6 separate regions of the Homo sapiens genome follow, and regions 2, 3, 4, 5 and 6 are each linked to region 1. The links are chromatin loops, found by intact Hi-C in ENCODE. Cell type or tissue: A673. All regions are shown on one strand.

Region 1 (5,000 bases):
TGGGGAGAAACCTTGGACAATACCTAGGCTTGCTTGGGCAGAGGTCCTTGCGGCTTTCCACAGTGTATTGTGCCCCTGGTTAATCGAGAATGGAGAATGGCGATGACTTTTACCAAGCATACTGCCTGTAAACATATTGTTAACAAGGCACATCCCGCACAGCCCTAGATCCCTTAAACCTTGATTTCATACAACAAATGTTTCTGTGAGCACAGGGTTGGGGCTAAAGTTACAGATTAACAGCATCTCATGGCAAAACAATTGTTCAGGGTACAGACCAAAATGGAGTTTCTTATGTCTTCCTTTTCTACATAGACACAGTAACAGTCTGATCTCTGTTACAGCTTCTACAGAAAATCTAATTACGCTATTTCAAACAATAGGACAATTCTGCCCATGGTTTCCAGAACAGGGAACTTTAGATCGAAAAGATTGGGAAAAAATTGGCAAAGAATTAAAACAAGCAAATAGGGAAGGTAAAATCATCCCACTTACGGTATGGAATGATTGGGCCATTATTAAAGCAACTTTAGAACCGTTTCAAACAGAAGATAGTGTTTCAGTCTCTGATGCCCCTAAAAGCTGTGTAATACATTGTGAAGAAGAAGCAAGGACAGAGTTCAAGAAAGGAACGGAAAGTTCACATTTTAAAAATGTAGCAGAGTCTGTAATGGCTCGGTCAACGCAAAATGTTGACTACAATCAATTACAGGAGGTAATATATCCTGAATCATCAAAATTAAAGGAAGGAGGTCCAGAATTATTAGGGCCATCAGAGCTTAAACCACAAGGGCCATCAACTCCTCCTCCCGCAGTTCAAATGCCTGTAACATTACAACCTCAAATGCAGGTTAAACAAGTGCAAACCGTTGGGTCCCTTTCCTGGCCAGCATCAGTTTTAAAGTTACCGGGAACTGCTATGCCTCAAGATCTCCCTGTTTTCTGGTGTGATCTCAGCTCACTGCATCCTCTGCCTCTCAGTTCAAGTGATTCTCCCTGCCTCAGCCTCCTGAGTAGCTGGGATTACAGATGCCTGCCACCACATCTGGCTAATTTTTTTTTTTTTTTTTTTTAGTAGAGATGGGATTTCACCATGTGGGTGAGGCTGGTCTCAAACTCCTGACCTTAGGTGATCTGCCCGCCTCGGCCTCCCAAAGTGCTGAGATTATATGGGTGAGCCACCGTGCCCGGGCAAGACCTATTGTTTTCATAAAAAGAAGAAATATGTTATCAAATATCTCATTACTCCCAGCACAAGCCCTGTTTTATCACTCACAATCAACATATAGCAACCGTTTGCCTAATTCTTCCCTACCTTTGGATTCCTAGCTCACCCTTTGACCTTGTCTCCTATTGATGCTTCCCTGGTGCTAACAGTGGCTTCTCTCCATTAGATACAATAGTTTCTGACAATCTATATATGATTAGTGCATACCTTGCATTATTCTTGAAAGACAGCATTAGAAATGGATTCCACCTAAATATACTGTCAATAGGAATAATCTCCTATACTAGACTAGACGATGTCTAAAATCTTACCATCAATGCGGCCACAGTCTACTGTCTCTGCTAATCCACGTCTAAATCTAGGACATGACTGTGCGGGGCTTAGTATTACATTCTAAGAGAGTTATCCTGTTCAGCACACAGATTAAGGCCACACCACTGTAAGAGGGGAAGCAATTTCAATGAACATGTCAATCACTGGAAAGTGAAGGAGGTGCTAAAACAGAAAATACAGTTCAGAGGTAACTATGAGTGAGGGGGGAGGGAACTGTATTTCTCTCTAGGTCCAGCGTTGAAGACATTTAAATGCCTGGATTTTTGATTGTGTGTACTAGGTATTAAGAGTCACCCTGACTGTGGAGGAGGGCCCGAGATCAGGATGGGACATGTTCAAGCCCCAGAGTGCAAGCATATTTTGTAAGATATCATCCAGTTTTACATTGTTCTGTTTGGTTGACTCCACATCCTTTAGTTAAGTCTCCTTAAACAATTTCTATTTTGTCTCATCATACCTCAGAGAATTAAAAGGAAAATGAAGTTTGGCAAACAAGAATTATTTTCTATTATCAACCCTAAAGAAGCCGAATTTTATTTTTATTAAGGAAATACAGTACTTCCATACTTGATTCTCAAAGAGCATTTTCTGATTTTTTTCATTGTGTTATCCGACTACAGTCCCCTTGTTTAAAACCTTAAAATATTCTATTATTTTCTGTTGTAACATTTATTATAATAATAGTGGTAGAGTTCATGGTGTTATTTTCTTTATTTCCCTCATTGGCTTGGTAACTATACGCTATCAGAGACCAAGTCTTCTTTCATTTCCTGCAGCATTTCAGTATTCTCAACTGATGTCAATAAATAATTAAGTCCCGCATATTGTGTAAAGCAGGATTTCTCAACATCAGCACTGTTGACATTTTGGGCTGGGTAATTATTTGTTGTGGGGCTGTCCTTTACATTGTAGCATGTTCAGCCACATCTCTGGCTTCTAACCACCGGATGGCAGTAGCAGCCCTTCCCTACAATTCTGACCATCAAAGATGTCTCTAGACACAGAGCCAGATGTCGCCCAGGGGCAAAATCACCCTTAGTTGAGAACCATGATCAAGAATATTGCAGCATTCAAAATGCTTTCAGGTTAAAAAATAAAGAATACTGCATCATTCAAAATTCTTTCACAAAAAAAGATGATTGTTAAAAGTTGAATGATAGTAGTGATAAATAAAAATCTGGCTTAAATTGATTGAATCATGTAATTTTCAAACATTTATTTTGGCAATTTCCAAAAGCCTCAAAATAGATGGAAGAAAGGGAAGTAGCATTAATAGATCATACCTACTAGGCACTAGGCACTTACCTTACAGTGATTCATCTAATGATCCACAAAATGTAATGAAATAAGTTAATATCAGGACTCCAGAGAAGGGTCTGTTTTCTGAGGTATTCTCCACAAAATGTAATGAAATAAGTTAATATCAGGACTCCAGAGAAGGCTCTGTTTTCTGAGGCATTCTCCACTGACCATTCACCATTAGTGTAATAATTTTTAAAATAGCATAATAGTTAAGCCCATGGGCTATAGTGGTAGCTAGAGGGTTCCAGGCCTGGTGTTGCCATCTGTTAGCTGTGGGACTAGGGCAAGTTATAAGCACTCTGTGAGCTTCAATTTCCTCACCCATGAAGATGGATTTAATTATAGTACTCCCTTCATAGGTTTTGTGAGAATTAAGTGACATAATGCATACAAAGTGTTTAAAACATTGCCCAAACCTTAGTACCCAATAAATATTGCTTCTAAAAATAAAATTAACTTTACATCAAAAGGAGCACACCAATTGCAAGCACCTAAATAGTAAGACATAACCCGATTTCAGAGACTTTAAAAATACCTTAAGCATTTATCTGATAACTCATGTTGTTGTCCATCTTTTCATGTGCTTATTGGCCATCTGTATATTTTCTTATGTAAGGTGTCTGCTAGAATATTTTGCATGTGTTTTAACTGAATGTTTTTCTTTGAGTTTATTATTTTGAATATAAGACCTTTATCTGCTATATGTGTACAAATATTTTCTCCCAATTTCTGATTCACCTTTTTGTTTACTAGGAAGAGCAAATGTTTTTACTTTTGATAAACTCCAATTATCCTTTTTTTCATTTATTATCTGTGCAATTCATATTTTAAGGAATCCTTGCCCAGCCAGATCTCACAAAGATTTTCTCCCGTATTTTCTGCTAGCAGTTCTAACTTTTTACATTTAGGACTATGATCCCTTTCAAGTTAAACAAAATGTGGTGTATCCAGACAGTGGAATACTACTCAGCAGTAAAAAGGAGTAAGTTACTGATACACACAATTTAATCTCAAAATTATTAGTCTGAGTAAAAGCAGCCAGACACAACAGAGTAGATGCTGCATAATTCCATTCATAAAAACTTTTAGAAAATACAAACTCATGCATAGTGACAGAAAGCTGATTATTGGTTGTCTGTGGATGGGGATGGAGGCAGAGTGGACTTCAAAAGGGGATGAGGAAACTTTAGGAGGTGATGGAAGTGTGGCATCTTGATTGTACTGCTATGTTTACAACCGTCAAACTAATAAAATGGCTTACTATAAATATGTGCAGTTTATTTGATGTAACTTATACCTCAATAAAGTTTTTAAAACCCATTTAAGATCAAGGAGATAAAGAATTTTGCTCAAGCTAGTTGGTGCAGAATTAAGATCCTATATTCACATCATGCCAACCCCAGCACTTGTCTGACTTCACGGCACCTTAATGTTCCACAAACGGTATCTAATGTTGGCTCTCAGTGGGTAACAAGCAACTCCTGTCCTCTAGAGGTCAGGCTTGTCCAGGAAAATAATTCCAGAAACTGGTAAATACACTTGCTCACTTGAAAGTAGCCTTACACTATGTTGGAGGAAATACTTTGTGTGTGTGTGTGTGTGTGTGTGTGTGTGTAATTTGCATAAAAAAATTAGTGTGGTTTAGTATGAGACCCTATCCCCACATAAAAAAACCCCACATTTCCCTAGAGTAAGGATGATGAGAGTTAGCATTTTATGGAAAGATAACCTGTTCAAGGAGTCTGAAAAGGACCTTAAATCAGGAAAACCTGGTTCTATGCAGATTTTAAGCCAGAAGCACTGTAGCAAAACCCAGGTACCCTGAGCTATATCGGTTATTTTCTTCCAGAAGTGAAAGTTGGAACAATTTAATAAAGAGCAATAACTTATTACGGATCTATTAAATGCCTGGGCTTGTAGTAGGTGCCTTACACGTGTCAGCATACTAATCCTGACAACAACCGTCTGAGGCTAACGCTAGCCCTACTACTTTCACTGGGGAGGAAGCAGTTGTCAGAGAGGCAAATAACGTCTTCATGTTCCCAGTCAGTGGAGCCTTGTTGCCTCCAAAACCTAATTCACCACTGCGAGATATTACATTTTTATTTTAACAAGACTAAGCCCTAACTGAAATGTA
Region 2 (5,000 bases), 260 kb after region 1:
TGTGTAAACAGTTCTCCAGCAAGCGTTTCCGTGCATTTGGCTTCATGCAGTCCCCTCACTGGCTCCCCTTGGCCGCTCCACATTTGCTGAAATTGCTCCACCATCTGCAGTGCCTTCCCTACCTCCTAGGCCTGGGCTTGCCCTTCCAACCCTGCAAAACCTATCTCAAGTCCCTTCCCAAAGCTTGTGCACTGCATGGCACCCCACGCAGTGACAAGTCCAGGGCTTCATTCACAGCAGGTTGTCAAGAAGTGTTTTTTGTTTGTTTGTTTCTTTGTTTTTGTTTTTTTGCAATGAATGACCCACCCATACTCTACCATTTGTTTTGCTTTCAACCCAGGAATTAATCTTCTTTCGACTTTCATCGGCTGCATTTACAAAATCAACAGGTTCCAGAGATGCATGATAATATTTTTCAACATAATCTAAGTATTTCTTTAGGAGAAACAAGGAAGGAATAAAAAGAGGTTAAAAACTCAATTTATCAATTGCCAACATCTCTAAATAAATTTATGTATACATTAGGATGACTAATACAGTAAGAGAAATTTTAAGGCCCTGGGCATCTCACATTGAGTTCCTGCTGCACATTTTTATGCAGCTATTCTGGGGATGAGGCAAAAATCAGGTTCAGATTGCCAGGACTAAAAAGGAACTCCCTGCAGTTCTGAATATCTGTAGATCAGGATGGAAAAGCACCACAGGGATGTGGCCAGAGCCAGGCAGCACGACTTCAGGACCCATAGTCCTACCAGGGCCATTTGGCCATTCCAGAATACCACTCACAGATATGGTAGGCATGGCAAACTTACTTGAAGGAAGAGGTATGTTTTTTCTCCAAACAGCCTGTTGGTTATGTTCAGTTCATAATCATTAGTGAGTTTGCTTATTTCAGTCAAAAACTTTTGGAATTGTTGATGTACTGCTTCTGTGTTCTCAATCTTGAAAATTAAAACAAAATCTCAACAGGTTATCTTGGCAAAAGCAAGCCCAGATTCTCCCCTAAGAGGATGCGGCTGCTGGGTCTCTCCCTCCGTTTGTCAGCCTCAAGGGTGATCCCTGTGTTTGATGTGGCCCCTGGATATCAGGTAGCCTTTACCCAAGTCATATGATAATGTCAGTTATGACCAATCTCAGCTCCAGAGAGAAGCCTTCTCTGCCAGCCCAACACCACAGATCTTGCATTTATAACTCAAGTTGTGGGCTTTTTTGGTCTCAAATAAAAGTGCTCACTAAATGTTCAATAAGCTTGTTTTTAGCTCCCCACAAGATTCTAAGCATCTAAGGAAAGTAAGTGATTTCTCCGGACGATTCTTATCTATTGAAGTTTGGAAATTTTTCCAGATAGTGAATAAGAAGAGTGACTCCTAATGGTATGAGTCACTACACATTGGGCTGAAGTGAGATTTATCCTTGTCTCCAGGGGAAAAAAAAAATTTTCTGAATATTTTATGTAGGACCCATCAGTTTTCTGATTGAAGTTTTCATATTCTATGTTACCTTAACGACATATCTAGAATGTCATTATTTCAACATATAAATACAATAAATATTAATTACATATTAATATATAAGATACATATTTCAGCAAAAATAATACATGAAAATTAATATTTTGTATTCCTTTCTCATACTAAGTTCTTAAAATATAATATGCATTTTATACCTATAGCACATCTGGATTCAAACTAGATGTATTGCAAGTGTTCAATAGCCACTTGAGTAGCTACTATACTGGATAGCTTGGGACTGGATAAACTCTCACCCAGGCAAATTAGGAGGCTGGCATTAAAAAGGCCATTTTTGCATTGTTTGTAGAAGGAAGGAAGGAAGGAAAGAAAAAAGGAAGGAAGGAGGGAAGGAAGGAAGGAAGGAAGGAAAGAAAAAAGGAAGGAAGGAGGGAAGGAAGGAAGGAAGGAAGGCCGGCCCCATCAACAAAATAAATGAGGAAATAGCTATAAAAATGAATCAAATAGAGCTATAAGTATCCCCTTAAAATAGATGAATCTTATAAACATGATGCTAAGCCAAAAATAATCAAGTTCCAAAGAAGAATGACAAAAATATATGGCATGTAATGAAATAATAAATACGTGGGAATAATGAACACCTAATCCACAATAGTGGGACTTCCTCTCTGAGGAGAGGATGGGGGCGTGCTCAAGGAAGGTGTTATACATCAGCCTAAGGGGCATCAGCTGATTTGGTAATAGTTTATTTTGTACACTTAAAGGAGGGGTTAAAGTGTGTTTATTGCATTTTTCCTTATACCTTTTGTACATATGTCTTGAGATTTTATCAGCATTTTTTAAAAGCAAGATTCAAAATACTCTGAATTTACATAATAATCAAACGGGTACATGCCAAGCCAGTCTCTGGGCAAACTATTAAATGAGGAGATTGGAGTAGATGACCTCTAAGATGTATTCCAGTGCTAATATCCTTTCAGTCAGTAATTCTATTCTCTTCATACCCCTGTGGCTCCCAGGAAAATTCTGGGGAATGGGCAAAACTGCTAGACAGCATGTATGTGTAAGCTTTGCCTTACACAAAGCTGAAATTCAGTTTCCACCCCAGTCATCTAGCCCTTCACATAGGAGTAGGGCAGCTATCCAAAAGAATGAGCTGTTTTCTAATTTGCACAAAGGTTCTACATGGGCTATCATGGCTGAGAAAGAATGTGCTCTGAAGACAACTGCACTTCTCAGTTGAGGGAACATTGCAGTGGCCATATGACCCAACTTGGTTGCGCAAACCCTGAAAGGAAGCCTGACCCTCCACAGGAGCAACTGAGCCACCCACACGACCTAGCCTTTTGGGGTTGTGAAATGAGCAGCTCCTATTGCTGGGTGATCTGAGCCATGGTTTTATGAGGGTCTGGAATTGCACTATGACTACTGTCAGAGCAGCTGTGCCCTTCCTGAGAGTGCTAACGTCTGATCCTAGCCCCGACCTAATGGGCTTATTCCTTTCCCATATTTGAGTAGACTCTCCTTTGGATGGCGAATACAGGAACACTGGAGCTGGAAAAGACCTCAGGAAGTCATTGGGCCTGTAATAATTTTTTAAATACAACATCAGCACGGGGTTAAAAATATGAGTGGAGTTTAGCAATAATATCACCTACTGCTACTACCACCACCACCACTGGCTCAGTTGCCAGATGCCCCTACTGCGGACTTTACAGAGGCTGAAAGAAGATAAATAACTTGCCCAAAGTAGCATCGCTCTTAAGTGACTGAGCCAGGACTTGGACCTAAGTCTGTTTAACTCCAAAACCCATCCACTCTGCTATGGGAACTTTTCTGTCTATTAGCCTTTACCAGTTCTATCATAGCGGTATTGTCCATTACACCTAAGGTCTCTTCTCAATATTAAGGGGTTATTATTATTGTATAATCCTTACAACAATATTTGTCTATGGTGATTATTATTGCTTAATAGTAAAGCAACAATATTGCTTTCATGCCTTTCTCAGTCCTTTTCCCCAGAGACCCCACACCTAAAATGCAACTCTACTGAAGTTTGTAAAACACATCTCCCCACCTCTTTTCCTTCAGCCTTTATTCTTACCACCTCTTTTTCTTCAGCCTTTATTCTTGAGCTCTTCGTCTCTTTTTCAGAGTGAAACACCTGGAAGAGATAGAAAATATTACTGTGGTGCTCAGAGAAGAGAAAACCTCACACAGAATCAGTCAGGGGAGAGTGGACGCTTCTGAAAGAAACCTCGGTGGTATATGAGGTGACATTATCTCCTTGCAAAATCAGAAAAAGGTCTGCGTTTACCTCTGATTTTTCGTGTGTGTGTGTGTGTGTGTGTGTGTGTGTGTGTGTGTGATGGAGTTTTGCTCTTTTGGCCAGGTTGGAGTGAAGTGGCATGATCTTGGCTCACTGAAACCTCTGTTCCTGGATTCAAGCGATTCTTCTGCCTCAGCCTTCCGAGTAGCTGGGATTATAAGCACCTGCCACCACACCCAGCTAAGCTCATGCCTGTAATCCCAGCACTTTGGGAGGCCAAGGCGTGTGGATCACCTGAGGTCAGGAGTTCAAGACTAGCCTGGCCAACATGGTGAATCCCCTTCTTTACTAAAAATACCTCTAATTTTTTTCTAAGGAACTCGTATTGGCTTATGTGTTCCTGTGTTCATCTTGGATGTGTCATTTTTACCCTTGTGGGGATTATGTCACTTTTTCCATAAGTACTTGGACAAGGTTACGCAACCAGTCTCTACTCAAAAAAATTTCAAGCATCTGGGAGCAGGTGGCGAGATGGTATTTGGAAAAGGAAGAGGGCTTTCCTGATAGACCTGAAATTGCTCCTTGTCTTGAAAGTCTCTGTTTCCTGGTCCACAGGTCAAGAAGAGCGTATTTTTAAGATAATGCAAGAGGGCTGACAACCCCCCCGCCAAATGAATTTGTGCATAGGAAACAAGGAAGCCCCCTGACTGCGCCCAACCTCCTCCAACTGGGAAGCGGTGGCTCCTCGGGTCCCCAGGAGGACCATGCCAATTGCAGTCAAGATGCCCACAGGGGAAAAGAAGATGTTGCCATCATTTGTTTTCTTCAGCTCTTTGAAAAGATCAAACCCAAGTCGAGTGCTGACGGCGCCAAGTGAATCCATGATGATTTTAGCGAGACCTAGAATAGCAAGAACAACAATCAAAACTGAACATTTGAATTACTCTGTGTCAGGGGAATCCTTTCTGCTTCTATTCCTCTTCTTGCATCGATCCGGAATACAGGGATTTCCACCCTTTTGGTGAAAGGTCGCTGCTGCCTGCTTCTCACGTCCTCTCTTGGCCTTCTCTTGCTGGGAGACATCCATCAATCTACTGGAGTCTTCCGTCATCCGGTGGTGCTCAGTTCTTATTTCCCCGCGGAGCAGGGTTAATGTTTTAATGGCTTTATTCTCTTGCTCTCTGTCTGACCCTGCCTGTCTCTGCCTCTCCACAGCCTCCTCTTCATGGAAGCTTCCCCAGGTAGACCCAGCCCTTGTCCAG
Region 3 (5,000 bases), 330 kb after region 1:
CCCACCCCTACCCACAACTGGGCTTCAAGATGCTTAGCTTCTACCTATCAAACTTCTCTACATTTTCTCCTCTGTGGTCTGGTTTTTCTACCACTGTCCTGGTTTATGCCTTCATTACTTTTATTCTATATCAGAGTCAACAGCCTCTGATCAGCTTTTCTTTCTCCTACTGAGTCCCCCAATTTCATTCAGTCTGTCTCCCCCTTGCAAGGACACCTGTTGACTCCTCAGCCAGCATGAAGGACAATCTCCTGGGGGTGGATGTCCAGCCTCTCCCCACCATGCATCTGTGACTCATTCTCCACTGACACATGCATTTCAGCTACACAGCCTCTTCTAGGCTCCCAAACACACCTTGCCCTTTCACTGTTCTTGCTTTTCCTTTCCTAGAAATAGCTTCCACCCCACCCTTAACCTGCCTGAGAAATCGTCATCATCCTCTAGGGCTGGGCAGAAGCATGGCTCCTGCCACCATTGTCCCGTCCTGGTAACACTTGTTCTCTGTGTGCTCCACAATTAAGGCATTACCAAGCCTGCACTGGGTGTGAGGCCATGCCCTGCTTATAGGGAGTAGGCCCAACCGAAAGGAAAAGGTTACTCATGGAACCTGTCTCTGAGGAAGAGCAAGAGCCTCACACCTGAAAACAGAGCTGAGGGTGAAGGCCCTGGTTTGGACTACAGAAGATTCCCAGGGGCAAAGGGACAGATTCCTGATGAGCGCGTTTCACATGGGGTACCTGTTCTAGAGATAGGCAGGGAGCTAAGAAGCAGGCACCAAGACAGGGCATCCATGACAATGAGCCAGCCCCACGGGGCTGAGTTTCCCAACACAGGATCCTTGGAAACTGCCTCAGAATCACCCGTGATGCTTATTTCAAAATACTCATTCTCGAGCCTACCTTAGATAATAAGTCAGAACCTATAGAGATGGGACCGTGGAATCTGCATTTTAACAAAATTCTCAGGAGATGCTGAGACATATGAAATTTTTAGGACTCCTAGAATGAGGGATGAGGCATCTCGTGACAACAAGAAACACATGGCAAAGTTACCAACTCCCAGCCTTCAGGGCTGGATTCCACCCAGAAGACCTAGTTCCCTAACATGAAAGAGGCTCATGATTTTCAACAGTTAATTGCAATAATGCACCAAATGGTACTGGAATCTAGGAAACCAAGCTAGGAGGGCAGTCCATTGGTATATCAGACTGAGAGGGACAGAAGGGGCGGAGTTGAGGCAGAAGCAAAGAACAATTAGCGAAAGTTCAAGAAACAAAGTGAGGATCAAAGTACCAGTCCCTACCTTACAGGGTTTTTGTGCTACACATAAATGTGGTTGTGTATATCAAGCATCTAGCACATGGCTGGTACAGAGTAGATCCACAGCAGATCTCAGCTGCCCTGGGATTCATTCCACTGATTTTTCCTTTTATAAGCACTTTGCAGAGCCACTGTTGAAGGTCTTAAGGAAGCTAAACTAGGGTGGTCCCTGTCTCCCGGCCCCACACACCTGGTGCTCACAGAGCCACATCAGGTAAGTTGGGGCTGAGTCCCCGGGTCTTACCTGTGGACGGATGCTCATACGGGTAGAAGTGCTTTTGGGCAGTGCCTTGCTTGCTCCTACTCACCAAGACCCAGTACCACCAGACTCTATGAGCCTCGTATTTCAGTGTCCCCACCCTGAACTGTGAGTGGTAAATCATAGTCACGCCGGGTGCAACGTGAGTTCTAGAAAGACGGAAAGTAAAGTTTCAATTAAGCAAGATGAATAGATTCTAGAGATCTGCTGTTCAACGCTGTAATAATATATTGTTATTATTATTACAGCTGATAATAATATATTGTTGTACACTGAAAATTAGTTAGGAAGTTACACCTCATATTAACCGTTCTTACCATAAACAAATTTTTTAAGCTTGGGGAGGTGGCCTAGAATGAAACGTTAAGGAATGTTGCAGAGTGTCTTGGTGGCAAGGAGAAGAAAGCACTTCAACAACGTCCCCATAGCAGCAGGGGCAGAAGGTCTAAGGCAGGGCGGGAGTTCACAGACCTTAAAGAAAAGCTGTAGCAACTGACCGTTCCAGGCCCTGAGCAGCACTGTTATAATGTGACGGACAGCGCCATCTAGTGGAAGAGAAAATGAACAGAAGTGACCGATTCTCTTAAAGGTTGATGATAACATTGCGTTTGAGTCGGAAGGCACCTTAACAGTTAATATTTTACAGAGGAAACATAGAGACTAAGTTTGATTTCCCCACAGATTAAGCCAGTTCTCAAGTGACAGAGCTGTTTCCTTCTCAGCCCTGACATCCACCCAGACAAAGAAGCAAACTCTATGGTGTCAGGGTCGAGACAACAACCAGAAAAAACTTCATACCTAGCAAAAATAACACCTCTCCTGAGGCCAATGGAGATGAAGAAAACCTGAAAAGCTCCTTTCTGGAGAGCATTTTTACTATTCCGCCCTGTTATATAGAGAGCGCGACCATATAATTATTCTTCCACACCAGGACAATTCTGAAAGGGAAAAGGGCATCAAAAATAATTACAGTTATAGAGCTAAAGTTGCATAGATAGATGAAATCTGAATTGACAGCTGCTTTTATTTTACCGGCGGACCTTTAAAATCGTTCTATACAAAAAAAAAAGTTTTCAAAACTAAAATTCTCTTTTTTTTTTTTTGAGACAGAGTCTCGCTCTGTTGCCCAGGCTGGAGTACAGTGGGGCAATCTCAGCTCACTGCAACCTCCACCTCCCGGTTCAAGCGATTCTCCTGCCTCAGCCTCCCGAGTAGTTGGGATTACGGGTGTGCACCACAACGCCTGGCTAATTTTTGTATTGTTAGTACAGACGCGGTTTCTCCATGTTGGCCAGGCTGGTCTCAAACTCCTGACCTCAGGTTATCCGCCCACCTAGGCCTCCCAAAGTGCTAGGATTACAGGCGTGAGCCACCGCGCCCGGCCCTAATAAAATTCTCTTTTAAAATAGCATGTGTCTAGCTAGGCGCACTGTTTCACGCCTGTAATCCTAGCACTTTGGGAGCCTGAGGCCGGTGGATCACCTGAGGTCAGCAGTTCGAGACCAGCCTGGCCAACATGGTGAAATCCTGTCTCTACTAAAAATACAAAAATTAGCCGGGCATGGTGGCATGCACCTGTAATCCCAGCTACTCAGCAGGCTGAGAGAGGAGAATCGTCTGAACCCGGGAGAAGAAGGTTGCAGTGAGCTGAGATCGCCCACTGCACTCCAGCCCCATCTCAAAAAATAATAATAATTAATTAATTAAAAATAAAATAAAATAGCATGTATCTGTACACACTAAGCAAAATGTGAAAAAACTTTTTGTTATCTCAGTGTGAAAAAAACACAAACAAACAAAATCATTATTCTTGTATAATCTCAGGTATTTTAGAAATCCTGGTCTCCAAAGCTGTCACTACAATTTTTCCGAAGAATTTAGTTTCTCAATGTGCTGTATTATTTTTAATTCTTTTATAAAATTGCCAGAAATCTTCTTCAAAGCTCATTTTATGATTAACGAAATTGGGGTTGTTAGAAGATAGTCTTTCAGTAGATGCTGAAATACCTGCTAAGCTCAGAGCAAATTCTACATAAGGGATATTGTTGATTAAAACTTTTCCATAATTTAATTCTTAAATAATCCAGCTCTAATATTGTCACAGCTATGGTTTCTTTGCCTCTATTCAGAGAAAATGTTTTCAAAAAGCCGGAACTTGTCAAATAAGTTATCTGTTTATGATTATTTTGAACATTTCACCAAGTTTAGAAAGTGCAAAATTGAGGACCTTGGTTTCATTCTGTACTGGTAAAAAATACATATATATATGAAGTTGTCTAATTAAAAGTACAAATCCTATCAAAAGATCCCTCCCACGAGTTGAAATATTCCAAAATGCAATTATAGAATTTCAAAATTAAACATCACACACGTTTGAACTCTTATTCTTAAATTTGTTCAGCTCCCTCTTTCTTTCTTTGGTGATTAATTTATATGGCGTCCTGTCTGCAGGCTTTGTTTTTGATAATTTTAATTAGCTAAAAGCAGCAAAAGCTGAGGTTTTCTTATGCTCTGTTTCATAAATGCTTTGTGTAGACACTTCCAACTGATTTTGAGGGGAAATGCAATGAAAAGGTAAATGATTGGTTTACTAAAAACAACAAAACTTTAATACTAATATGGGACATGAGTTGATTCATAATATAGTTTTTCAAAGATTCCGACACTTCTAAAACCCAACTGATGAAGGCTTCACAAAAAACTGCAATTATTCTGTACATACATTTAAAAACTTGTACAGAGGACCCTAGAGATTAGTAAGGGATGGAGGGGAGATAGAGATTTGTTAAAAAATACAAAATTACAGTGTTCTATAGCACTGTGGGGTGACTTCAGTTAATAATAATATAGTACAGGCCTTCTAATAGCTAGGTGTATATTGAGTGTTCCCAACACAAAGCAATGATAAATATTTGAGATGGTGGATATGCTAATTACCCTGATCTGATTACTACACATAATATGTATCAAAACATCACGCTATACCCCATAAATATATACAATTGTTATATGTCAATGTAAAAAATTAAAGGAAAAACAATTTCTAAAATAAATAAATGTTCATACATTTTTACAACTGTAACCTCTATTTTTGTAAAATAACAGTGTATTTGGACACAATTATGAATTTTATGAGCCCTACAACCAATTCCAAGTTTATTGCTGACTTAGGGGATTTTTTTAATTTAGAAAAGAAAATGTGTTCATTATAACAGTGACATTGTTTTCCTTTTGTAGAGAAACAAATGATGAAAAATAAATGCATATTTTTGAAAAGTGGAAAAAAAACACTGACATTACCAAAATTTCTATTTATGTTATCACTATAGAAATAAGTATTATCTTCAATTATGAACCTTTAAATTTACAATTAAATTCGTAATAGTGTCAGATGTTTCTCATTTAATAGACAAATATTCCAG
Region 4 (5,000 bases), 170 kb after region 1:
TGGATCACTTAAGCCCAGAAGTTAGAGACCAGCCTGGTAACATAGTGAAACCCTGTCTCTACAAATAATAATAATACAAAAATTAGCTGGATGTGGTGGTGCACACCTGTAGTCCCAGCTACTCAGGAGGCTGAGGTGGGCAGATCAAGGCTGAGGTGGGCGGATCACTTGAGCCCAGGAGGCAGAGATTGCAGTGAGCCCAGATCACACTACTGCACTCCAGCCTGGGCACCAGAGTGAGACTCTGCGAAAAAAAAAAAAAAAAAAAAAAAAAAAAGAAAGAAAGAAGGAAATATCACGGTTAATTGAAAAGGCTTTTATGAAAATTCTCCTTTAGGCCCGGCGCAGTGGCTCACACCTGTAATCACAGCATTTTGGGAGGCTGAGGCAGGCGGATCACAAGGACAAGAGATTGAGACCATGCTGGCCAACATGGTGAAACCTCATCTCTACTAAAAATACAAAAATTAGCTGGGCGTGGTGGCACGTGCCTGTAGTCCCAGCTATTCAGGAGGCTGAGGCAGGAGAATTGCTTGAACCTGGGAGGCGGAGGTTGCAGTGAGCCAAGATCGCGCCACTGTGCCCCAGCCTGGCAACAGAGTGAGACTCTGTCTCAAAAAAAAAAAAAAAAAAAAAAAAAAACTCCTTTATTTTCAAACCACATATCTCTGTGAAGCCATATATTCTTCAACCAAAACAACATATTGCAACAGATTGAAGGCACATGCAGATACATAAATCTAGCAAGACATAATTACACTAAATCAAACATTAAAGAGATTTGTAAAAATGTAAAACAATGCCTTTTTTACCACTATTTTTTGTATACTGGAAAACATAGCTTTTTAAATTAAAAATGTGTCATTTACATTAACATGCAATGGTTGTAATGTTTTTTAATATTAAGATGTTATTTTATAAGTTTATATTTAAACTTTTTCTGCTTAAATTTCTGATGGAGTAAATATCATTAGAAAAATGCACATAAACAAAAGTTCTTTGAGATTTCCTTAATAATTCTGAAGAGCTTAAAGGGGTCCTGAAACCAAAATGTCTGGGTACCTGCTGTACTGTACATTTCTGCTGCATTTAGTATGCTGAACATTCTCTTCTAGCTTTCATTTCTCTTCTCTCATCTTCCTCAGTGCACCATTCCAACTCCTTTTCCTCTTTCCAACATCTAGTTTTCCCCTAGTTTTCATCCTTTGCTTCCTTATTATTATATTATGTCTTCTCTCTCTCTGGGTGACCTCCACCACTCACATTATTTTAACAACGTCCCAAATAGATGACATCCAAATATGTATCTGTAATCTGATTATTTTACCATACTCTGTACTAGCAAAACCAGCTACCTACATCTTGATGTTTCTTAAAAAGCTAAACTCAAATATTCCCAAACTGAGCATGTGAGTGAATGGTACCATCATTAAATCCTACCACGTAAGTCAGAGATCTGTGAGTCATCCTAGATTCCTTTTTCCCCTACCTCCCTCATCCACTACCAAGCCCTGTAGTTTTTGCTTCTTAAATATTCCTCCTTCCGTGGATTGCGTTAGCTCAAAATCTCATGACCTAGATACATTATTGCAAACCTTCCTAATGGGCTTCCTATTACTCCCTGTTACTACTGGTCCCTCGTTTCTCAAAAAAAAAAAAAAAAAAAAAAAGTCTGTAGTTATTATCCTGAAATACAGATCTATTCATACCACCCACATGCTTAAAACTCTTCAGTAGCTCCCCAGGGCCTTCAGAAAAAAAACTCAGGTCTTTCATCATGACACAAGAAGCCTTCATTATTAGGCAATTTTTCCTTCCCAGTCTCATCACCCTTGTGAGTGTCTCTTCCTGCATTTCTTGCTTTAGCAAAACAGAATTATTTGCTTTTCCCCATCACAATTTGCGTGTCTCCTCCCTTTGCTGTAATGCATGCCATCTCAGACTTAACCACTTGTTGAGCTCCTATTCATCCTTTAAACCCTGAGAAGTTCTTCCCTTCCTCTGAAGAGTCTTTTGGATTGCATGAATGTCAGTTCCTGGTTTTTCTATTTGTATTATAGTTGTGCAAAATATTGTTATTGGGGGAAACTGGTAGAAAATTTCCTTATACATTTTTTGGCAATTTCCTGCTAACCTATAAGTATTTCCAAGTTTTTTAAAGATGTTTATAGATACTTCCCATTTTATCACACCAAATATTAGAAGATGTGTATTCAAGAGTTGAACTTTGATAAAATCTACAATACTTATTGCTTCATCAAGAACATTCAGAAGTGAAAAATGACGTTTTCATATATGTGTGGCAGTGAGGAATCCATGGCTACCAGCCCAGTTTGGAGCCAACATGCCCTACCTCATGCTAAATTACAGTAGTCCTAGCCATCACTTTTGCACCATCAGCACAAATCACAACACAGTGGAAAAGGCAAAAGTGTTTTAGTATTATTATAAAATTGGTTGTGTTCTTGTGGTCTCAGAAACTCTCAGGGATCCACAGATCACACACAGAGAATCTCTGATGGGAAAGACCAGGGTAAACTTAAGCAAAAACTATATCATTAAATAAGTCCACATTCTTTTTCATAATCAGATGAAATTGCTTCCTTCCCCATGCTATTGAGGAACGATGTTATTCTCTCTCCCATGATCTTCTCCCCCTTAATAACTTTAGGGATGAGGAGAGGAATCTTCAGCCTTGCTGTTGCCTTAAAGTGAAAAAGCCAGAGCCCTTTCTTGTCCCCAGGAAGTCTTGTGCTGTTGAAGTGCTATTGCAGCCACTGCCACACGGTGTCACAGGCGGTGTGGCCAGCAATGTGCTGCACCACACCAAGTTACAGGTGATCTCTGAAACCTTTGCCCAAGAACACGCTATAACTTTTTTCTATTTTTATGAAAAGCATATATTCCTTGCACATTTCCAAGCTGATAGCTAAAATGTTGCCCATAATATAAATAATTGCAGATGATTTAATTCAGGCAAATTGTGAGTTCTGTTGTTTTAAAATAAAACAGTTCCATCATTCTTTACATGCATGCAGTGAAATCTAACCATGTGAGATCCACCATCGTTAATAAATACACATGAAAAACCTATGAAATACACATGAAAAACCTCTTGAACATTCAGATATTTTACATCATTCCTTTTACCTCGGTGTTATATTTCCACTTCACTTCCTCCAAAGAATTTTCTTCTAATTTAATATACTTTTACATTTGAAAGTATTTTATTGATAACCTTGCCATATTTCTCTGAAATGAAAGTACGTACATGCATTTAAAATACAAAATGTTCTTATGACCCATGGTCATTTTTCTATATGTTTAAAAAGTTTCATCTGGATTCAGTTATCACTATACTTGTTGTTAGTGTACAATTGAAAATATATATATTTAAATTTTGATAAATAATTATTAAACATAAAAGCTAATTTTTTCTGTAGTTGCATCTCTTAATGAAGTGAATGAGAACAAAAATTTTTCTGTGGTCTTTCATTCAGGACAATTTGGTAGGCAAAATACTTTTTAAAATGTATTGATTCTGCATCTTAGATAGCATCTTAGATCTTAATAATAGGAGATTAAAACATTAATCATTTTATAAGATAAAATATAATAAAGATGGCCTGTGATATGAGTAAACATTTCATGGTAAAAACTGTCATCTTACTTGAGCATTAGGACAAATACTTAGTGCATGCAGGTCTTAAAACCTAGATGACGGGTTGACAGGTGCAGCAAACCACCATGGCACATGTATACCTGTGTAACAAACCTGCACGTTCTGTACATGTAGCCCAGAACTTAAAGTGAAATAAAAATAATAAAAATAAATAAATAAAAACTATCTTATTTGATAAAATAGCTCTTATATACTTATTAAATAATACACAGCACTCTTGAAAGAAATTATAAAATGTAATGGGTTTTATTCAACGTAGCTTAAAAATATATACTCAGTAAAACATCCCAGTTAAATTTAAAATAATCAGTCACATAGTATATACTGCTTTACCTGATTGGGTATTTTTCTTATACTAGGGTTAAGTATTAAGAAGAGTAGAAAGGAATTTGTCACATTTAAATTCATTGGCAAAAAAAAAAAAAAAAAAACACCAGGTAGAGTATTCAGTAGCTCTTGTAGATGTTCTTTTGCTTTGGTTTGCAGAGGGATGCAATTTGACAAAAGTCAAGGATTGGAGGAGGCTGAGGTATGAATGGAAAATTGTCATTACTCCCACCACTGCCCTGTAGGAGAGGAGTCCCCTCTCACATTTTCCTACCTACTTTTCTGCAGTTTTAGTTTACTATGGCAAGCTTCTAGTATTTTGGTAATTTTTTTAAAGTAGTAACTTTTAAAGAAGCAAAGCTAAGCATCCCTGGAATAATATTATAAATCAAAACAAATATTGACCAAATATTCAATTTAATGCAGTGGTTTTCAGGAACAATTTTTTAACATAAACTATAATTAATGTACATGATGTTAGAGATGACACCCCTGGGACAAGGTCAAGGCCAGGAGTTTTCTCATGCAGCAACAGAGAAGTACTCATAAGTATAGGAGTAGGTTTCATCCAGCCTGGGCAACTGAGGGACTGAAGGGGGTAATGGTGGCTGTTCCTGGAAGTCCTGGAGAAAGTTATGTTAAAGGCAGGACCATTTCCAGGAAAGCAGAAGCTGGTTCTAGAGGCGATGAGATGGGAAGAGTGTGATGAGGTGACTGGCTCAGAAATTTGGCTCAGAGGATGGCGCTTAACAAGTCACCTCTCACCTAAAATAGACCTTGGTAAACCTCATTTGTCAGTAAGTCCCTACTTCAGGCAAGGCGCTAGAGACTTCTCACTTAGCCTACCGTTTAGGCATAGACAATAACTAAGAATCCATTTTATAAAGAAAAGATCACTGAAGAACCCTTAAAAATAGACAATCAAACATAGTATGTAACCATCCCTGGATCCCATTTGGTCCTCAAGAAGCATTGATCAAAATGTCAAGCA
Region 5 (5,000 bases), 130 kb before region 1:
CTTCTGACAGTATTCTTTAAAGTCCTGCAAACACAAAACACTGAGTTTAGTCTCATTTGGTAAAGGTTCCCACAAATGCAAAAGCATTTTGTTTTCTCTTACTGCATTTCTACAATAAGTGCTTGGACAGGTCACACTCCACTTCAAGGTGCATGCGTGCAATTAACAAAAATGTATGGGCCACCTATTCTTGCCTGGTACTGGGCAAGGTGCTTGGCTTGAGGAGGTCCACAGCCTGAGAAGAGGCAGCTGAGACACCCAGACACTTACAGGACATCATGAGCTGCCACTATCCACAAAACATCACAGGAGCATCCTTGTCAAACGCTCTCCACTGACTTTAATATTGCTTCCCTCACTAGGCAGTCTAACACACTTTTACTCATTTTGCATCACCAGCACCAACTACAGTATTGTGGTTTTGGTTAAACGAGAGGCTTTATAAGGGAACTAGATTGTTAAGAAATCGTGTTGAACTGCAAAGAAGGAAATAGCATTTTAGATCTGGGTCATATGGTTGGTTGGAAGAATACAGAGCAAGGAAGGCCCCATGGGAATGGAGCGTGATAGGCCTGGATCATAGGGTGTGTGTGCAACTGGGTTCATACGTGTGCATGCGTGTGAACATCTGTGTGCATGAGTGCACATGTGTACATGTGAGTGCTTGGGCACCTGCATGTGTGTGGATTGCATGCATGTTTGTGTGTGTGTGTACATGTGTATGTGTGTTTGTGTGTATCAGGGAGGGGATTAAGGGAAACAGTGGCAGGGGAAGAGCCTTGAAATGTAAGTTGGGGTCCAATCAGAAAAGTCCTGTACCCAACACATTAAAACCCAGATAACTTACCTCACAAAAACCTGGCTTTGGATATAATAGGCCTGGAAACTGGCTCCCAGCCTCTGTCCATTCCCTGTTCTCAAATATTTTAATTTCAGCCAAAGAAAGAGGATATAGAGGGAAGGAGGAGCCAAGCCACCAGGAAAAGTAGAGGTTGGCTCCCTGTGTCCCAAGTATTACAACAGTAGTAGATCAGGCTGATGTTCAAAAATGAAATGGATTCATCAGGAGATTCCTGGGATCCAGAGTCACCTTCTGAGGTAGATAAACCCAGAGCAGGCAAATTCCGGGAACAGCACCCAGCAGCTACCAGGACAGGGATGTATTTGAGCCTTAGAGGAGTCCTCTCAGAACCTCCAGCCAATAGGATGGCCAAGCTTGCTGCAATCAGTTCACTAATTTTAAGACAACATCACCCTGCATATCAGGTGGCATGATTTTTGAACCTCACTGATTGCATTATGCCAGGCTGGACTAGGGAACCTTGGAATTATATGCTGAAGTAAATAGAAACTGCTTAGATTTAAAACCTCAATTTTATGAACAGATTTTCATTTTAGAAAGACGATTGTGTCAGTTGTAGGTGCAATTCAGAAGAGGGCGGGCAAATTTAAGAGAATTTGAGAGGCTACCTCAGCAGGAGGCAGCCGAATAACCACACTTGGGACTGGGGAGGAGCTCTGTACAGCGTGTTGAATGATGTGGTCACTCAGGGACAGGGAATTAAGGGGGAGAAGCAGGGCTGCGTGCAGGAGAATTGACATATTGGGATTGATAACAGGGATGGGTGTATCAGTAACAATTTACAAAGGACGTAATTCAGAAGTCATCATAAAATCTAAAATTGTAATTTCAGAAGTGTAATTCCAAGCACGTTTTAAGTCAGTACAGTTATACTTTATTATCTGCTCTTCTGTAGTCTAACTTACTTTCAATTTCTTTGTCATCAATATGTGAATACTACTTACTGGAAGGAAATCACACGTCTTTTCTCCAAAGAGTCTGTTGGCAGTTCTAAGCAAGTACTGAGTGCCAGTTCTGTTAACTTCACTGAGAAGTGACTGGAAACCTCGGTGAATATCTCCGTCTTTGTATAAACAAAGTGCCTGGGAACAGAAACCAACACTGACTTTTAACGCTGCCATTATACTCTCCCAAAGAGCTTTCTCCAAACAAACCTCTGTACTAAAAAAACCACACAGGATCCTACTTTAAAAAGGTTTGGCCTAATTGTCTAGCACAGGGTTTCTCAACGTGGGCAATGCAGCATTGACATTTGGGGCCAGGACACTTCCTTGTCTCATATAAGCATTGTAGGATTTTTGCAGCACTTCTGGCTTCCATCCACTAGATGTCAGTAGCACCTCTCAGTTATGGGATCTAAAACTCCAGGTCTTCGCAAGGGTCCCCAGGAAGGAAAAATTCACCCACCGACCCCTACCTCCCACCCACCAGGTGAGAACCACTAGTCTAGCAAATTTATTCATGCCAGCAAGGCAGTGTGCGATAATTCAGGGGGAAGGCAGAACAGAAAAAAGTAAGTAACTGGGATGAATTACAACTCGGGTAATACAAACAAAAGCAGCAATAAAACTAAAAATGTTTCATCTGCAATTTTACAGAAGTTCTCCAGACCATATTATAAATTAAATGTCAAGTCAGAGTGAGAATTAAGGTTATTCCTATATCTCTCGATCACCCCCAGTCCAAAGCCTCACTCCTCCAATCAGTTGAAAGAAACAACCACAGAAGGATGTCAACTGGGGTCCCTGGGTGCATTTTAGGAGACTGTCTATACACTCCTGATATTGGTGGCAAAATGATATCCATTTGGCAATTATCTGGGACATCTTCACCAATAGTCAGAGAACTGTTCCTAAAGCATTATCCCACACCTCGTTTGTAGATAAGGTCATACATCACCATTTTGAATCAAACAGATTATATATTCCTCAAATCACTCCAGAAGATATAAGTCCACACTTGTGTTACATTCCTCTTCTAGGATGCATAATCATGCACTAAAATAACCCACTTAACAAAAAGTTAATCTACGCACCCACATGTCTATTAAAAATATAATGTTAGCAAAAGTTTAAAATGTAACAAAATTGGAATATTTTGCTTTCTTGTGGGACAGAATTATACTTTATCCTACTTATCAAAGATGTGAATTTGCCAGACTGTATTGATGATCTGATCTAGAGAAAATAACTCTATGGCTTGACTTCTCCCATAAACATCAGAGGAGATGATCTGTCCAACACATTTCACCTTTCTACCCCTTTCTGCTCTTCTCCACTGCCGAGCTGCTCCTCCTTCTACCTCCAGCTCCACAGGCCTCAGCTAGAGCAAAAGTACAGAAAGACAGCTGTATGGAAGCACAAGGGAAACACACTGTTCTCCTTCCTTTGTGACAAGCACACATACCTGGGACATCTGGGCTGCAGTGCTTCCCTTTGCCCCCATGAAGACCATGGCCAGGGCAGAGGAGATGCTCATGGGAGAGAAGAATACGTTTCTTGAGTTGTCCTCTTCCCCCAATATTTTAAATAAGCTGATGGCAAAAGTGCCATTTGCTTCACAGAGGTCATCCATCAGAGAAGGTCTGCATCAAAGGCACAGCAGGGAAAAGCACATAAGCCAATGACTCCGGTAGCCACGCAGTCATTCATCCCCCAGTCAGTGGACGCTGAGGTGGTAGGTGGAAGAACCACCCTCCAAAGACTTCCACTCCTAATTCCCAAAACCTGTGACTACATGATCTGCCCTGGCAATAAGGACTTTGCAAATGGTATTCAGTTAAGTATTTTGAGATCTGAGATTATCCTGAGTTATCCCAGTGGGCTTAATGGAATCACGAGCGTCCTTAAAAGAGAGAGGCAGGAGGGGCAGAGTCAGAGACAGAGACATGAGGACGGAAGCAGAGGTCAGAGGGATAGGGGCCACTGATGAAGGAATGCAACCTCCTCGAGAAGCCAGAAAAGGCAAGGAACAGATTTTCTTCTAGAGACTCCAGAAAATAACATTGCTATGCTGTACCATTTTGGACTTAGGACTTCCAGAACCATAAGATAATAAATGTGTGTCATTTTTCAGCCACTAAATTTGTGGTAAAGTGTTATCACACCAATAGGAAACAAAAACACTGGTTTATTCATAAAATAGCCAATCTCAGGGCCTATGACTTGTATCCCTCTTAGCAACAGGGGCACAGACACCCTGCAACACCTGCTTACTTCCTCCCTTGGTATAGCAGCAGCCAAAAGGTCTTTGTGCGGACGGGTGTGGTGCCTCACACCTGTAATCCCAGCACTTTGGAAAGCCAAGGCAGGCAGATCACTTGAGGTCAGCAGTTCGAGACCAGCCTGGCCAACAAGGTGAAACCCCATCTCTATTGAAAATTCAAAAATTATCCAGGCATGGTGGCGGGCACCTGTAATCCCAGCTACTTGGAAGGCTGAGGCAGGAGAATCACTTGAGCCCCAGGAGGTGGAGGCTGCAGAGAGCCGAGATCACGCCACTGCACTCCAGCCTGGGCAACAGAGTGAGACTCCATCTCAGGAAAAAAAAAAAAAGATCTTGGTGCCAGGCACTGTTTTCAGCACTTTCCATTATCACCCAATAACACATTGAGGTCAGTATAGTTATTGCCCCACTTTAGAGATGAGAAGACTGAGTGAGGTTTAGTAACTCATTCCAGAACCCTCAGGTAGTCATAAACGCCTGGCACCCACAGTTTGATTCCAGAGCCTGAATTCTTAATCATTACACAAAATCCCCCTATTGCTGCTAATTATCTTTCAGTTTAATGTCTCCAATATAATCTATAAAGAATGTTCTAAAACTTATATATGTAATTCTTTATCAATAAAAACTGTATTTCTGTCATCACTTCCTGTGAAAACAGCTAGATACATTTCACCAAATTTGGAGGGTTTGTTTGAGATAGGCTGGCCTGAAATATGAGGCTACTGGAAAGACAAAAAAAAAAAAAATTACTTTTTAAAGTGACTCCAAAAAGATGCCCCATTTTCCCCAAGAGTTGCTGAAACTGGGTTACGGAGTTGCAAAGAAAGTCCATAGGCATGGATATAAAATATGAAGCCCTAATCTTGTCATCGAGGGAGCACTTTTAATTAGATGCATTGATTTTTGGATC
Region 6 (5,000 bases), 840 kb after region 1:
GGATGGTGATTGCCAGAGGCTTAGGGGAGAGATAATGGAGAGTGTTTGTTTAACGGATACAGAGTTTCAGTTTGGAAAGATAAAAAGAGTTCTAGAGATGGAGGGTGGTGATGGTTGCCCAATGATGCAAATACACTTACTGACATTGAACTGTATGCATAAAAATGGTTACAATGGTTAATTTTGTTATATGCATTCTACCACAATTTTTTTTAAAAAGGACTTGTTATAAAACTACAGCAATTAAGACAGTGTAATAAAGGCATAAGAACAAATAAACCAATGGAACAACATAGAAAGTCTAGACACAGGCTTACACACAAGGTCATCTAATTGATGACAGTAGTGACAATGCAGTAGAATGAGGAAAACCTGGCCATTTAAAAAAATGATGTTGGGTCAATTGGTTAACCTTATGCAGACAAAATATGTCTTAACACCTAATGCACACCACACACAGAAATCAATTCTGTGTTGTAGATCTAAATGGAAAAGATCAAATACTAAGCCACCTAGAAGAAAACATAGGGCAATATCTCAAAGCACTGACCTTAAGGAAACAGATTGGTAAACTAGACTTAATTGAAATAAAAATATTTTTGTTTATCAGAAGATCACATTAAGATGAAAGGGCAAGCTTTGGAGTGAGAGAAGATATGTGTAATACACACACTCAACAATGTATAAAATGCCCTGCAAATCAATAAGAAAAAGACAGCTCTCAAGAGATCGAGACCATCCTGGCCAACACAATGAAACACCATCTGTACTAAAAATAGAAAAATTAGCTGGGTGTGGTGGTGCATGCCTATAGTCCCAGCTACTCAGGAGGCTGAGGCAGGAGAATCGCTTGAACCTGGGAGGTGGAGGTTGCAGTGAGCCGAGATCGTGCCACCACACTCCAGCCTGGGCAACAGAGCGAGACGCCATCTCAAAAATAAAAAACAAAAAAAACCAAAACAACTCAACAGAAAAGTGGTCAAAAGACTTGAACAGGGACCGCACGTGAGAATATACCCCAATGACCAATAAACACATCCAAAGATGGTCAACATCAAAATTAAACTACAAAAAGACATGGCAACAAAACACAACACAGAGTACCACAGGTTGATGAGATTTTGGAGCAACTAAAACTCTAATGTATTGGTGAGAGCATAACTCGGTACAGATAGTGTTTATCTATGTCTCCTATAGCTGAGAGTATGCATGCTTTATGGCCTAGAAATTCCACTCCTGGGTAACAATCCAACAGAAATTCAGTATGAATGTGAATAGCAATGGCATTCATAAAAATCCCAAAGCAGAAATTACCCAAATGTCCATTAACAGTAGAATGGATAAATATATGGTTGTATATCCACAGAATGAAATACTATACAACAATGAAAAACACAAACTACTTAACACATTACATACGGGTGGATCTCACAAAAAAAAAAAAATGTCAAATAAAAGAAAGGCAAATAAGAAAAGAAGATGATCCTATTTATATAGTCCAAAACAGGCAAGAGTAGTCTGTAGTGTTGGCAGTGAGGAGGATAGTGGTCCCTTGTATGGGTGGTGACTAGAGGAGACATGAAGGAGGCTTCTGGACATATAGTAATGGTGCGGGCTACACAAGTGTGTGAACTTCATGAAAATTCTTACTGGCAAACGAATAATTTGTGCACTGTTCCTTATGTGTGTTAATGTTCAATACAAAGCTTACTTTTAAAAGGTATATATTCTATATAATTCAGCCCAAAGACCACATTTTACTTAATGGAGAAACACTATACGTAGCCTCACTAATAATAATAATAGAAGAAAGACAAGGTAGGCCACATGTCCATATTCAATACTGCATTGGGGATAACCACCAATAAATCAAATAAGAGAAAGCAATTAGAGGAATAATAACTGGAAACTGAAAGGTAAAAGTATCTCTGTTTGTTGATGACATGACTATATATCTGGGAAACAAAAAATTAATGGAAAAACTACTACGAGCAATAAAGGAATTCATTACAAATAACAGAAACTTAGCATCCGGAAAACAATAGCTTTTATATATTTAAACAATGATCAATTTATAATGTCAAAAGTATTTTAAGTAAAATAGCTTGACATAAACATAACGTGAAATGTGTAAAACCCATATGAGAAGACTATTATATACTCCTGAAGATATGAAAGTACATTTGAGGAAAAGACACGTATTTTTTTGAATAGACTCACTATCTTAAAAATGTTGACTCTCCCTAATTTATGTATAAAATCAATGTGGTATTGGGGTTTGTTTTTGTTTTTTCCTGGAGCTAGCCAAGTTAATTATAAAGATCATATGGAAGAAATATCAGGCAGGAATACCTAGGAAAATCCCGTGGAAAAAAAGAGTAATATGTGTATGTTGGAAAGGGGAGGTTACCAGATATTAAAACATAATGTAAAATCCTTATAATTAAAACAATGTTGTATTGGCATATGAATAGTCCAATTAAATAAAATCAAAAATCCAGAAATAGACTAAACTACACAAGGAAATATACCATACTATGAAGGTAATGTCTCAAATCAGTAAAGAAAGAAAACAATTTTTAATAAATGATGTTTGAACAACTGAATAACTATATGGGAAAAGATACAATTGAATCTGCTTATCACACTATACTACAGGATAAATACCAGAGTAAGCCACACAAATCCCAGAGGAAAACATGGGTAAGTTACTCTACTACCAGGAAGCAGCCACATGTCTCAAAATCCAGAATTAGTGAAAGAAAGACATTTATAAACTTGACTATATTAAAAAAAACTTTTACATGGCAAAAAATAACATAAGCATGGACATTAACAGAATAATAAAAGAATATAAACAACTCTATGCCCCAAATTTGATAACTTGGATGAAATAGACCAATTCCGTGAAAGACACAATCTACCAAAACTCATACAAAGAGAAACAGATAATCTGAATAGGCCTATATCTATTAAAGAAATTGTACAGTAATTAAGGATGTTCCAAAACGAAAAGCACCAAGCCCAGACGGATTTGCTGGTGAATTCTACCAAACATTTAAGGAAGAAATTACACCAATTCCTTGCAATCTCTTCCAGAAAATAGAAGCGGAGGGAACACTTCCTAATTCATTCTGAGGCCAGCATTACCAGCATACTATAGCCAGACAAATATTACAAGAAGAGAAAACTACAGACCAATGTTTCTCATGAATGTAGATGCAATAATTCTCAGCAAAATATTAACAAATCAAATCCAACAATGTATAAAAAGAATTATACACCACAATTAAGTAGGATTTATTCTAGTTATGCAAAGCTGGTTCAACATTTGAAAATCAATTAATATATCACACTAACAGCCTAAAAAAGAAAATCATATAATCACATCAATAGATGCAGAAAAGCCATTTGACAAATCCAACATCCATTCATGATAAAAACTCACAGGAAACTAGAAATAGAGGGAAACTTTCTCCATTTGATAAAGAACATCTACAAAAACCTACAGTTAAAATCATACTTGATGAGAAACTAGAAGCTCTCCCACTAAGATCAGCAACAAAGCAAGGATGTCTGCCTTCCCTACCTCTAACCAACATCATATTGGAAGTCCTAAATAATGCAATAAGACAAGAAAAGGATATACAAGATATGCAGATTGGAAAGGAGGAAATAAAACCATCTTTGCTTGCAAATGACATGTTCATCTATATAGAAAATCCCAAAGAACTGATAATAAAACTCCAGGAACTAATAAGTCATTACAGCAAGTTTTCAGGATACAAGGTTAGTATACAAAAGTCTATCGCTTTCCTATATACCAGCAATTAACAAGTGAAATCTGAAATTAAAAACACAATACCATTTACATTAGCACCCCCAAAATTAAATATTTAGGTATAAATCTAACAAAGTATGCACAAAACCTATAAGAGAAACACTACAAAACTCTAATGAAATAAATCAAAGGATAGCTAAATGAATGGAGATATATTCCATGTGCATAAATACAAAGATTTAGAATTGTTAAAATGTCAGTTCTTTGCACCGTTATTTATAGGTCCAATGCAATTCCAATCAAAATTACAGAAAATTATGTTGTGGCTATCAACAAACTGATTCAAAAGTTTATATGGAAAGGTAAAAGACCTCAAATAGCCAATAGAATACTGAAGAAAAACAAAGTCAGAGGGCACTACCCAGCTTCAAGACCTACAACAAAGCTACAGTAATCACTACAAGGTGGTATTGGTAAAAGAAGAGACAAATCAATCAATGGAAAAGAATAGAGTCTAGAAATAGACCTATATAAATCTAGTCAGCTAATCTTTGACAAAGGAGTAAGAGAAATTCAATGGGATAAAAATAGCCTTTTCAACAAATAATACTAGAACAACTGGATATTCACATGCCAAAAAAAAAAAAAAAAAAGAATTTAGACATTGACTTTACGCCTTTCACTAAAACTAATTCAAAATGCATCATAGACCTAAATACAAAATGCAAAAATATAAAGAGAAAAATATAGAAGAAAATCTAGGTGAACTTGGGCTTGGTGATTACCTTTCAGCTTCAACACCAAAAGCATAAGCTATAGGAGAAAATTTTGATAAGGTGGACTTTATTAAAATTTAAAACTTCTGTGAAAGACACTGTCAAGAGAATGAGAAGACAAGCCACAGCCTGGGAGAAAATATTTGTAAAATAAATAAATATAGGACTTATACCCAACATATACCAAAAAAAGAAAACTTCTTAAAACTCAACAATAAGAAAACAAACAACAAAATAAGTGGGCATCTCACCAAAGAAGATATAGATGGCAAATAAACATATGAAAATATGCATAATATCATATAGAATTAGACAATAGCAAATTAAAATAAGATACTACTACCTATCTATTAGAATAGCTAAAACCAAAAACACTGACAGCATCAAATGCTGATGAGAATGTGAAGACACAGGAGCCCTCATTCACTGCTGGTGACGATGCA

Evidence for each region. Peaks named below come from ENCODE experiments on the same cell type or tissue, not always from the same donor. Only the 100,000 strongest peaks of a DNase experiment are listed, where the experiment ranks them.
Region 2: it touches region 1 in a loop (4-fold over the local background); 3 of 110 quality-filtered maps call a loop at or near these places.
Region 3: a loop joins it to region 1, with 7 times the contacts of the local background. A loop is called at or near these places in 88 of 110 quality-filtered maps.
Region 4: it touches region 1 in a loop (2.4-fold over the local background); 7 of 110 quality-filtered maps call a loop at or near these places.
Region 5: it touches region 1 in a loop (8-fold over the local background); 6 of 110 quality-filtered maps call a loop at or near these places.
Region 6: it touches region 1 in a loop (8-fold over the local background); 7 of 110 quality-filtered maps call a loop at or near these places.

The regions. Positions count from the first base shown.
Region 1 is chr18:63,847,685-63,852,684 of GRCh38, reverse strand. No RefSeq gene overlaps it. Among named protein-coding and RNA genes, the nearest start is that of SERPINB2, 38 kb to the left of the region's middle. RefSeq lists an enhancer at 4,349-4,458. In A673, CTCF peaks have their summits at 2,301, 2,507 (motif pointing right) and 4,337; DNase peaks (open chromatin) are centred at 2,514 and 4,364; H3K27ac peaks cover 1,105 bases.
Region 2 is chr18:63,588,289-63,593,288 of GRCh38, reverse strand. It overlaps SERPINB13 (serpin family B member 13), which reads right to left. Exons shown (of 8, transcript NM_012397.4): 2 at 4,457-4,638; 3 at 3,574-3,633; 4 at 813-941; 5 at 318-435. The coding sequence starts at 4,621. Among named protein-coding and RNA genes, the nearest start is that of SERPINB13, 3.4 kb to the right of the region's middle. RefSeq lists an enhancer at 3,461-4,660. In A673, no CTCF peak of the experiment used is centred here; DNase peaks (open chromatin) are centred at 1,378, 1,788, 2,108 and 2,518; H3K27ac peaks cover 4,208 bases.
Region 3 is chr18:63,515,748-63,520,747 of GRCh38, reverse strand. It overlaps a transcript of SERPINB12 not described here. Among named protein-coding and RNA genes, the nearest start is that of SERPINB12, 24 kb to the left of the region's middle. In A673, a CTCF peak has its summit at 2,125 (motif pointing left); a DNase peak (open chromatin) is centred at 2,107.
Region 4 is chr18:63,674,519-63,679,518 of GRCh38, reverse strand. No RefSeq gene overlaps it. Among named protein-coding and RNA genes, the nearest start is that of SERPINB3, 15 kb to the right of the region's middle. In A673, CTCF peaks have their summits at 2,589 and 2,794; DNase peaks (open chromatin) are centred at 1,778 and 2,768; H3K27ac peaks cover 1,484 bases.
Region 5 is chr18:63,976,745-63,981,744 of GRCh38, reverse strand. It overlaps SERPINB8 (serpin family B member 8), which reads right to left. Exons shown (of 7, transcript NM_002640.4): 2 at 3,269-3,446; 3 at 1,807-1,944; 4 at 1-24. The coding sequence starts at 3,436. Among named protein-coding and RNA genes, the nearest start is that of SERPINB8, 9.2 kb to the right of the region's middle. In A673, a CTCF peak has its summit at 2,193 (motif pointing right); a DNase peak (open chromatin) is centred at 2,174; H3K4me3 peaks cover 420 bases; H3K27ac peaks cover 258 bases.
Region 6 is chr18:63,009,596-63,014,595 of GRCh38, reverse strand. No RefSeq gene overlaps it. Among named protein-coding and RNA genes, the nearest start is that of PHLPP1, 300 kb to the right of the region's middle. In A673, no CTCF peak of the experiment used is centred here; no DNase peak of the experiment used is centred here.